2 separate regions of the Homo sapiens genome follow, and region 2 is linked to region 1. A link is an interaction called in ENCODE POLR2A ChIA-PET data of the cell type or tissue named here. Cell type or tissue: OCI-LY7. All regions are shown on one strand. Links, peaks and the distances in the headings refer to the core of each region. The heading gives the core; the rest is flanking DNA. Region 1 overlaps DYM (dymeclin). Region 2 overlaps CTIF (cap binding complex dependent translation initiation factor).

Region 1 (4,387 bases), core at 187-4,186:
AGCTGAGGGATTGTAGATACGCCAGTCAGCACTCTGTGTCTAGCTCAAGGTTTGTAAATGCACCAATCAGCACTCTGTATCTAGCTAATCTGGTGGGGACTTGGAGAATCTTTATATCTAGCTCAGGGATTGTAAACGCACCAATCAGCACCCTGTCAAAACAGACCAATCAGCTCTCTGTAAAATGGACCAAATCAGCAGGATGTGGGTGGGGCCAGATAAGGGAATAAAAGCAGGCTGCCTGAACCAGCAATGGCAACCCGCTCAGGTCCCCTTCCACACTGCGGGAGCTTTGTTCTTTCACTCTTTGCAATAAATCTTGCTGCTGCTCACTCTTTGGGTCCACACTGCCTTTATGAGCTGTAACACTCACCGCGAAGGTCTGCCGCTTCACTCCTAAGCCAGCGAGAGCACGAACCCACCAGAAGGAAGAAACTCCGAACACATCCGAACATCAGAAGGAACAAACTCTGGACATGCCGCCTTGAAGAACTGTAACACTCACTGTGAGGGTCTGTGGCTTCATTCTTGAAGTCAATGAGACCAAGAATCCACCAATTCCAGACACACTGCCATGTATAACCCTACTGCAAATAGTAGAGTGAGTATAGCAATTCCCACAAGTGTGGTGTAGTAGATACTTTCCATCTAAAATTTTATTTGCCAAGGTATCCAGATTTTTGTGTTACCCATCTCTTTTTGTTTCTTGTAAGCTTCAGGAGATCACCACTTGATTCACAGGAATAAGCAGTGTTAGTCTAAAATGTAGGCACACAACTTAAAAACAATTAATGTGACTAGGATTTAATGACAAATGTATGATAAGCTTTGGAGCATATTTTCTCTCTCTAGTCCTGATTTTGGTAAAAACAAATTATGATAGGACCGTGTTGTTTGTAGAATAAACCTTAGTCTTATATTTGGCCTTGTTATTTGCATAAAGTTCAGCAAGAGTAATTATTTCTGCATAGTCCTTTTGGATTGGCTTCGATGGAACTCTGTTCCACAAGAAATCTCAGATAAGACTTCTTAAAGCTGAGCCCAGCATGGGTTTGTATCTTCAAATACCTGTGAGTTGGGTGATCCTTTTCTCTTAAGGTCCCAAGATAAACTTGGAGCTCCTGGACCTGTTAGAAAGTGACATTCTTTACTGACCAAAGGTTAGGAACCCTGTGCGGGGACTGTGTAGACAAGGTATGAGGCCAGTTCTTCCCATGGGGCTTTTTCAGCTCTGCAAGTGGAGGTTGACTCCTTAAAGGGAAGCATACACTTCCAGTCAAAGCCTTGATAAAATAGCCAGTTTTTCCATTTGTGTCCTGTTGAAAAAGAAAAATGGATTCTTATTTCACTGATGCAAACAACTATATTGCCATAAGTTAAGAGTTCTCACAGATTAGAGGAACCAGGCAGAGAGAAACAATCATGCTTCAAGTTTTGTTCACAGGAGTATACCTTACTCAATTATTAAAGGCTGTAAATAGTTCAAAATAAGTTTCCTTGACTCTGAAAAACAAACCAAGGATCAGCAATATTCCAAGCAAAAGTCAAAAAGATTGCTTTAGCTTTCTGAGTGTAGTCCATTTAGTCAATTCTTGTTTTGCTTGATATTTGTGAACATTTCAGTTCATGAGTCCTGTACGTTCTTTCTCTCTTCCAATGTTACAATCTTCAAAGCTGTTAAAAACCTGCATTTGAGGACACCTGTTGAAAGTCCTTAATATAGCTTGATTATAAACTGTCTTTTCAGAAGGAACAAAGCAAAACAACAATTGTCTGTGCATGACAAAATTTCCAGGTTACAGTTAAAAACATGACGGAAAAAGTTTAGTTAACCTTAATTATGATTGATAGTATATACTTAGACATTAGAATTTTAGAAATCCCATACAATTTTGGAACATATATTAGTATTATTCACCAAAATATAACTTAAAGAAGATTGGACATCGTTTTGGCAATTCTAATGTGACTAAACATGTCAGATAATCCTGTTTACCTCTTCTCTGGATGTTTCAGGGGCCTTCTGAACAATCCAGAAAGCCAGGCATCAGGAAGGACAATTTTGAAACTTGAAGCTTGATTTTGGGATGCCTTTTAAATGTTAGAGGTTTAAAACACTTGATGTTATGAAATAGAATTCCAAATTGCCATTATTTATTTTGCCAAAATGATGTCACAAAAGGAAAAAATCTTTCATCATCCTTTACTATTACATGAAAATCCTGTTTAAAGCCAAATTTTACCCTTGTATTAGTTTATTAAAGTTGTAAACAACCTTTTGATAAAACCTCATAGGAAAGTTCACCTAATCTTAACCAATGACCATGGGGTGAAGTCTTTACAAACCCTTTACAACCCCTTTTGTTAAACGGCAGATTAGTGTCTTAAGACAGCCTTGCCGTGTTTTTCTTTCAATGCTCAATTTAGGAAAAGACCATATAATACCCTTTTGAATTTAGTTAATGTTTATACATTTTTGCAAGATTAATTTTTGTCTTCCTGTAACTTGCTTAAACCTTTAGCTCTGTCTTATTAAATTTAAGATAATCTCTTATCCCTGGGCAAAATTTATATTTTCATGCTTTCTTATAATCTTTTACTAAAAAACACATTTCACTGTTTTTATAAGCCTTGCATATAAAACTTTAGAGATCTCAAATACATGTTGCACTGTTAACTCTCAGCAACTTTTACTTTAGGTAAAAAACCTGGTTAGTAAGTGATTTTAATTATATACCAGGTGTGGAGTCTAGGACCCAGACAAAGTCAGGCTTATGGGGTCCTGGGCCTGCATCCTAACCTAAGGTACCCTTTCTTTTGACAGAACGCTACAGAAAGACACACAAAGCACACCAGATTGGTTACAGCTTAAGACCAACCTCACAAATTCTTTTTTATTAATTAAAACTTTACAGAGAATAAACAATCATCCTTATTATCCTTGTTACTGGTTTGCACAGGAAGAGATAAGCCAAAATGTTGACTGGTAAAAAAACTTTTACCCTTTTGCCAGCATGTCAGGCTTCTGGGTTCCCTTCCCATTAGCTCAACTCTAAGTCAACCATTTTAAGGTTTGGGGAAATTAACTTTTCCTACTTTGGAGGAACATTATACAGGAAGAGATAGGAACCATTGTACACTGTGAAAGAAGGAAAAACACCATAGAAAAGTCTGGGGATTCCAGTTAGGGTTGTCAAGAGGTACCGCCTCTCTTCCTATTGGGAATTGTGTTTCTCTTATTTCTTTGCCTTCCCTATTTTCTCTTTTCGTTTTAGGCCTACTATAGGAAACGTTGCTTATCTTTCAATTTCTTTGCTGCCTGCTCTTCAGCTGTAATTAGGGTTTGGCTTAGAAGCAACATAAAATCTCTTCATGAGAGGTGAAACACCTGAGTTAAATTTTGGAAAGCTTCTATATACCTATCAGGGTCTTCAGAAAATTGGCCTCAGTCACCTTTATTTGCCTAAGGTCTTGCAAAGAGGAGGGAACTTGAACCCTAGTGACATCACCTCCATTGGGCATTTCCTGTAGAGGTAAGAGTGAAAGTGGGGAGTGGGAAATTTTGGAGATGGTGGAGGTGGAAGAACTGGTGGTATGGTTGGAGGTGGCCCTAAATAAGGGGGACTTGAAGGGCTGGGACACCCAATAGCTGCCTCAGATGATTTCCCCAGAAGTTGCTTCTCTCATTTTGGGGAATTATTCTCTTTGGGCCTGCTCAATATGATTGCTAAAAGGGCTGGGTTAATTCTGTAACGCTTGCAAAGGTCTAGTAAAAAGGCCATGCCCTGTGCAAAAGAAAATGAGCTGCTTTTTAAAGTTTCAGGGTCAAAGAAATCCTTGTGCTTCAGAATGCACTCCAGGGGAGTGCAGGATGAAGATGGTACCCACTTAGAGAAAAAGGTGGCCCTTTAGTCTCCTTCCTTTTGGTGTGACCCATGGTGGAGAGGAAGCAGTGGGGGCATCCCCCCTGCTTTTTTCCCCCTGTGTTTCCTGGGTCCCAGGCACCTTGTTGAACATGCTGCCCATGGTTGCAAGTGTGACCCCCAGTCATGGAACCAGAGGAACTAAGTCACTGGGGCTAGTCATGCTCACCCAAGTGGCTGTAGTCCTCTGCCTGTGATTTCCCTTTAACTTCCTAGACTTGTGTGACTTGCCTGGCTTCCTGAAAAATGGATTTCAAGAAAAACTACATAATAGTTGGGCAAGGCCCCTTTAATGCAGGGGATGTGCTAGATTGAACTCTGTATCCTGCTATTATGGCCTGTGCTGAAGCATTTACCCTTAGATAATGGTTCCAGTTAACTTCCAAACTTAAAATTCCCTTACTAATTAAGTACTACTCTAATTGAAGGCAGAATAGGTGGCTTAAAAAAACTTAGGGATTGAA
Region 2 (4,387 bases), core at 118-4,117, 750 kb after region 1:
CATTCTGCAGCCAGCACAGTGCACTGAAGGGAGTGCACTGTGTGCACTGGGGGCTGGGGGACGGAGGCACTGGAGGATGACTGTGACTCTCTGTGTCGAAGACCAAATGGGACCAAAAGGCTACGGGCCTTCTCCAGGTCATGAACCCAGGAAAGACTTGAACACAGGCCACTTAGGCTCATGGTGTTCATGCTGCTCATTGACACGGGACACGCACAAGAGAATGGAACTGGAGTGGACTGACATGCTCCATTCCCTGGATAATGGATATCTATTAAGGGTCCTGGACACACTTCTGAACTGAAAATGGCAATGCCTTCAAGCTGCTGCAGACCAGGGGCAGAAAGACGCCCAAGAAATGTGAGAGGTACAAAGGGCCATGAGGAATGAGAGTTTCCATTCTGCAGCCCCTGAAAAAACCACCTGGGCATGATGAGACACATATGGCCTGTGTCCTGGCCCCTCATGAAGTGGTGTGTCTATGGCACAGATAAGACCCAGAGCCTCAAGAACTCTAGAGAGCAAGCTCAAGAGAAGGCAAAGCAATGTTTGCGTTCTGGCCTCTAAGGGGGAAATGACAACTGTTGAGAAGTGGGCAACATTGTGAAGAGTTTTATGTACTTGAGGAGGTTCAAAGACCATCATAGAACTGAAGCATCAACCAACTCTAGAAGAGGAGTGATGCTCAACAAACCCTCAGAGGATGCCCACGGTGCCCTGTGAGCATGCTGTGTGCACAGACACAGGAAAACAAGACTCCACCTCTGTCTCCAAGAGGGGCATGGGCCCTGGGGAAGAGGGACACGCAAATTGAGTGGAGTCACAATGGAAGAACATCCAAGGTCCAAGGAGCTGTGGAGGAAGGGATGCCTGAGGTCACCCTTCGAAGTGAACAGAGGCTCTGAGGTTAGAGTGAGAGAGGCACGGCCCACGCTTGAGGGGCTCTGCTCTGCTTCTTCTGAGCACACTCTGCTGCAGCTCATTATACAAACTAGCAGTAGTCACGTTCGCACAGGGCAGGGGCATCTGTGGGTAGCAGGGAGGGAGCCCCTGCCTAAACCACCTGCGCAGCCATGCTAAGATTCTGAGGTGTACCCCGCTGTGCCGGGGGGAAGCCTCCAAGGCCTCACATGAATGAACAGGTTCATCACTGTCCTGCTGTCTGCCCTGGTAGGTCACAGCTGGCTGGAGAGGCCACAGGCATGTGTATTAGCCTGTTCTCACACTGCTAATAGGGACATACTTGAGACTGGGTAATTTATAAAGGAAAGAGGTTTAATGGACTCACAGTTCCACATGGCTGGGGAGGCCTCACAATTATGGCAGAAGGCAAAGGACGAACAAAGTCACATCTTACATGGTAGCAGAAAGAGAGCATGTACAGGGGAACTCCCCTTTATAAAACCATCACATCTCATGAAACTTACTCACTACCATGAGAACAGCATGGAGGAAACCATCTCCCTTCAATTATCCCCACCTGGCCCAGCCCTTGACACGTGGCAATTATTATAATTCAAAGTGAAATCTGGGTGGGGACACAGCCAAGCCATATCAGCATGGATAAGGAGGCCACAGTGAAGGCGAGAGCAGCAGGACCTGCCTCTCAGTATCTGCCGAGCCAGTGTGGAGTGTGCTCACGTGGAATTGGAGAGCTGGGGGACTGCAGCAATGCAGATCCAGGTGCCCTGAGCAGAGATCAGGCATCAAACGTTTTGGCTAGATGCTGTCACTGCCACTTACCGCAGGAGCTGGCAGCAATGCCTACCTTATTTAAGCTTCTAGTTTTCTCACCTAAAAAATGGTGGTAATAAAGAAGCATACGCATATCAGAGGACCGTTACGAGGGTTAAATGAGATGACTGGGCATGAATGGCATGTCGACAGCCCAGCTCAAGAATGCCCCGCTGCATGTGGAGACCCCTGGGCTAGGAAGGCCTCCAACCTGAGGCTTCGTAAGCACTTGCGTCTGTGGTCTTTGTGCACCTGCTGGGAAGCAGCCGCCCAAACCCCAAAACCATCCTAGAATGTGGTCATACCTGTGTTAATCAACTAACCACCTGCTAAGCTCCCAGGCCGTGTCCAGGACACTCTTGGGCCAAAGCAGTCCCTGCAACCTCAGCTTCCTCCACACAGACCTGCACCACCCGGCTCCAGCCCCAGCCCCAGCCCCAGCCCCAGCCCCAGCCCCAGCCCCATGCTGGCACTTCCCAATCCCTCCCCTCATCTCATCACAGGACTCTGGGCAAGGCAGAGAGCTAGAAGAGGGGAAGCTGCAAGGAGGCTCTGAAGAGCCAGGGAGGGGCCTGTCTCCCAGAGGACCAGCCAGTCTGTGAACCTGCTCAAGGGCAGAATGTTACTCAAAGGCCCTGAAGATTTCAGGCCTCGGCAGCCAAGAAACTCGACTGAGACACTGGGTCTGACTAGCCTGCTGGGGCCGTCGGGCACCAGGAGGCTCGGGGGTATCTAAGAAGCTAGCCACAGCACAGATAAGAAGAGTGGGGAAGAGAGGACCTCTCTCCTCAGGTCTGACCGAGAACCAGCAGGGGCAGCTCAGCCTTGGTGCTGGAGGGACAGAGGGTTGAAACGTGGGTCCTCGTCCAGGAAGCCAATCCGTGGTTTCATTCATTCAGGCAACACATTTCTGCTGAGGCTTATGTGGTGCCAGCGGCTGTACTAGGTGCTGGGGATGCCACAGTGACCTAGGCCACAGAGAGGAACTTCCACTCTACCAAGGGGAAATGACAGTCCCCAGCCTGCAGCTAAAAACACCAAGGTCATTCAAACAGAAACAAGTGTGCTCAAAACCAAACCAAACCATAGGAAGGGGATAATGCTTTAGATTAGGGCATCAGAAGAGTCCTCCCTAAGAAAGGGACAGGTGAGCCAGACCAGAATGACCAGGTTGAAAAGATCGGGAAAGATTCAAGGCTGAGAGAAAACAAATAGGGTATTCCTATTCTGTTTAGTCTTTAATATGTGAAGCTTAGAGTTTCTTTAAATAAAGTCGTAGACCTAAATTAGTGGTGCCCAACATTTCAAATTTCATAAACCAGTAAATTTAAAAATGGAGAATTGGGCTGTACACAGTGGCTCATGCCTGTAATCCCAGCACTTTGGGAGGCCGAGGTAGGAGAATCACTGGAACCCAGGAGTTCGAGACCAGCCGGGGCAACACAAGGAGACTCAGTCTCTGAAAATAAGATAAATACATAGTTGCCTCCCCAGGATGGAAGCGAGTCCCATGCCAGCTGCTGGGCCCTCCTAGCTTGGCATGCAGCCGGGGCATCTCCTGCGACAGGTTCCAGGAGGGCAGCCCCTGCAGCTGAATCACCCAGCTGCCCAGCAGCAGAGGCCAGGAAAGCAGCATTTTGTCATTTTCTCCTTGTGTACTTGGTGTTCCCTTCAAGTGCTCCCTTCATCCATAGGGTTTTCAGAGGGGAGTTTGCTTTTTTTTTTTTTTTTTTTTTTTTTTTTTTTTTTTTTAATGATGGCTACATTTTCCACTGAGTTGACTTTCAGGAGGGAGGAGTAGAGAGTTGCCCTGCAGTGCCACATGGTTCCTGGCTCTGGTCATACCCCACGCTTGACCTGGAAGGCCAGAGTGCATGAGCCAGGCTCAGGGGATCAGATCCTGTGCTTCAGGACTGCAGGACTGCAGGGCTGGGGTGATGGACTCAAGGGCTAGGATGCAACGGCAGGATCACTATTTCTGGCTGCATCACAGCCTCCCAACAGTGGAGGTGCTTTCTGGCTTATCAGGAGGAGGTGATCCCTTAGATTCTCACTACCCCCTCACATGTCATCTCTCAGGAGAAGCCCATCCAGAGGAAAAGCTTCAGCAAATGGATTGCTCCCCAATCCCCTCTGGCCTTGAGAACCACTTTAAACTTCTATTTACAGCAATGCAGCAGAAGGAGCACTGGGCTGGGGGCCAGGATACCCGGGTTCCTGCCCTGGCATTTGGAGTTAGACTGGAGAATGGTCAGCCACTGATCTTTAAGGACCATCTGGGCCTCCCTTTCCCTGTGCACCTGCCATGCCATCCCTGAACACACACTCCTCCTTCCAGGCTTTGTCTTCAGCCTGGAACATCTTCCCACTTCTGTTTACCCCTAAAATTCTGTCAGCTTTTACCATTAGCACAAATGCCCCTGCCATGCAAAGCTGATCCCAGTTCCCATGAGAAGGAATCCATCTGGTCACACAGCACACTGGACAAACTTCCTAGTACTCCATCCTGCTGTCTGAATGGTCTAGATAGTTACTTAAATGCTTGCCTCCCCAAACAAGCTACAAACTTTCAGGAGCTCAGGAGCCATGCTTCCTTCACTTCTGTAGGCCCCACAGTGTCTGGCACAGTGCCTTAGATACCATGAGCCTCCAT

What was found. ChIA-PET counts read pairs that join two places held together with the same protein. Peaks named below come from ENCODE experiments on the same cell type or tissue, not always from the same donor. Only the 100,000 strongest peaks of a DNase experiment are listed, where the experiment ranks them.
Region 2: POLR2A ChIA-PET joins it to region 1 with 5 read pairs; 2 of 35 experiments call an interaction of 5 or more read pairs at or near these places.

What each region holds. Positions count from the first base shown.
Region 1 is chr18:49,448,233-49,452,619 of GRCh38, reverse strand. The region is part of intron 1 of DYM (dymeclin); the gene reads left to right. Among named protein-coding and RNA genes, the nearest start is that of DYM, 10 kb to the left of the region's middle. In OCI-LY7, for the core only: no CTCF peak of the experiment used is centred there; a DNase peak (open chromatin) is centred at 1,699; H3K4me3 peaks cover 1,166 bases; H3K27ac peaks cover 3,047 bases.
Region 2 is chr18:48,697,204-48,701,590 of GRCh38, reverse strand. All of the region lies in intron 6 of CTIF (cap binding complex dependent translation initiation factor), which reads right to left. LOC105372107 (a long non-coding RNA gene) reads left to right here. Exons shown (of 4, transcript XR_007066460.1): 1 at 1-4,387. Among named protein-coding and RNA genes, the nearest start is that of MIR4743, 29 kb to the right of the region's middle. RefSeq lists enhancers at 726-885, 906-975, 1,368-2,157, 2,158-2,948. In OCI-LY7, for the core only: no CTCF peak of the experiment used is centred there; no DNase peak of the experiment used is centred there.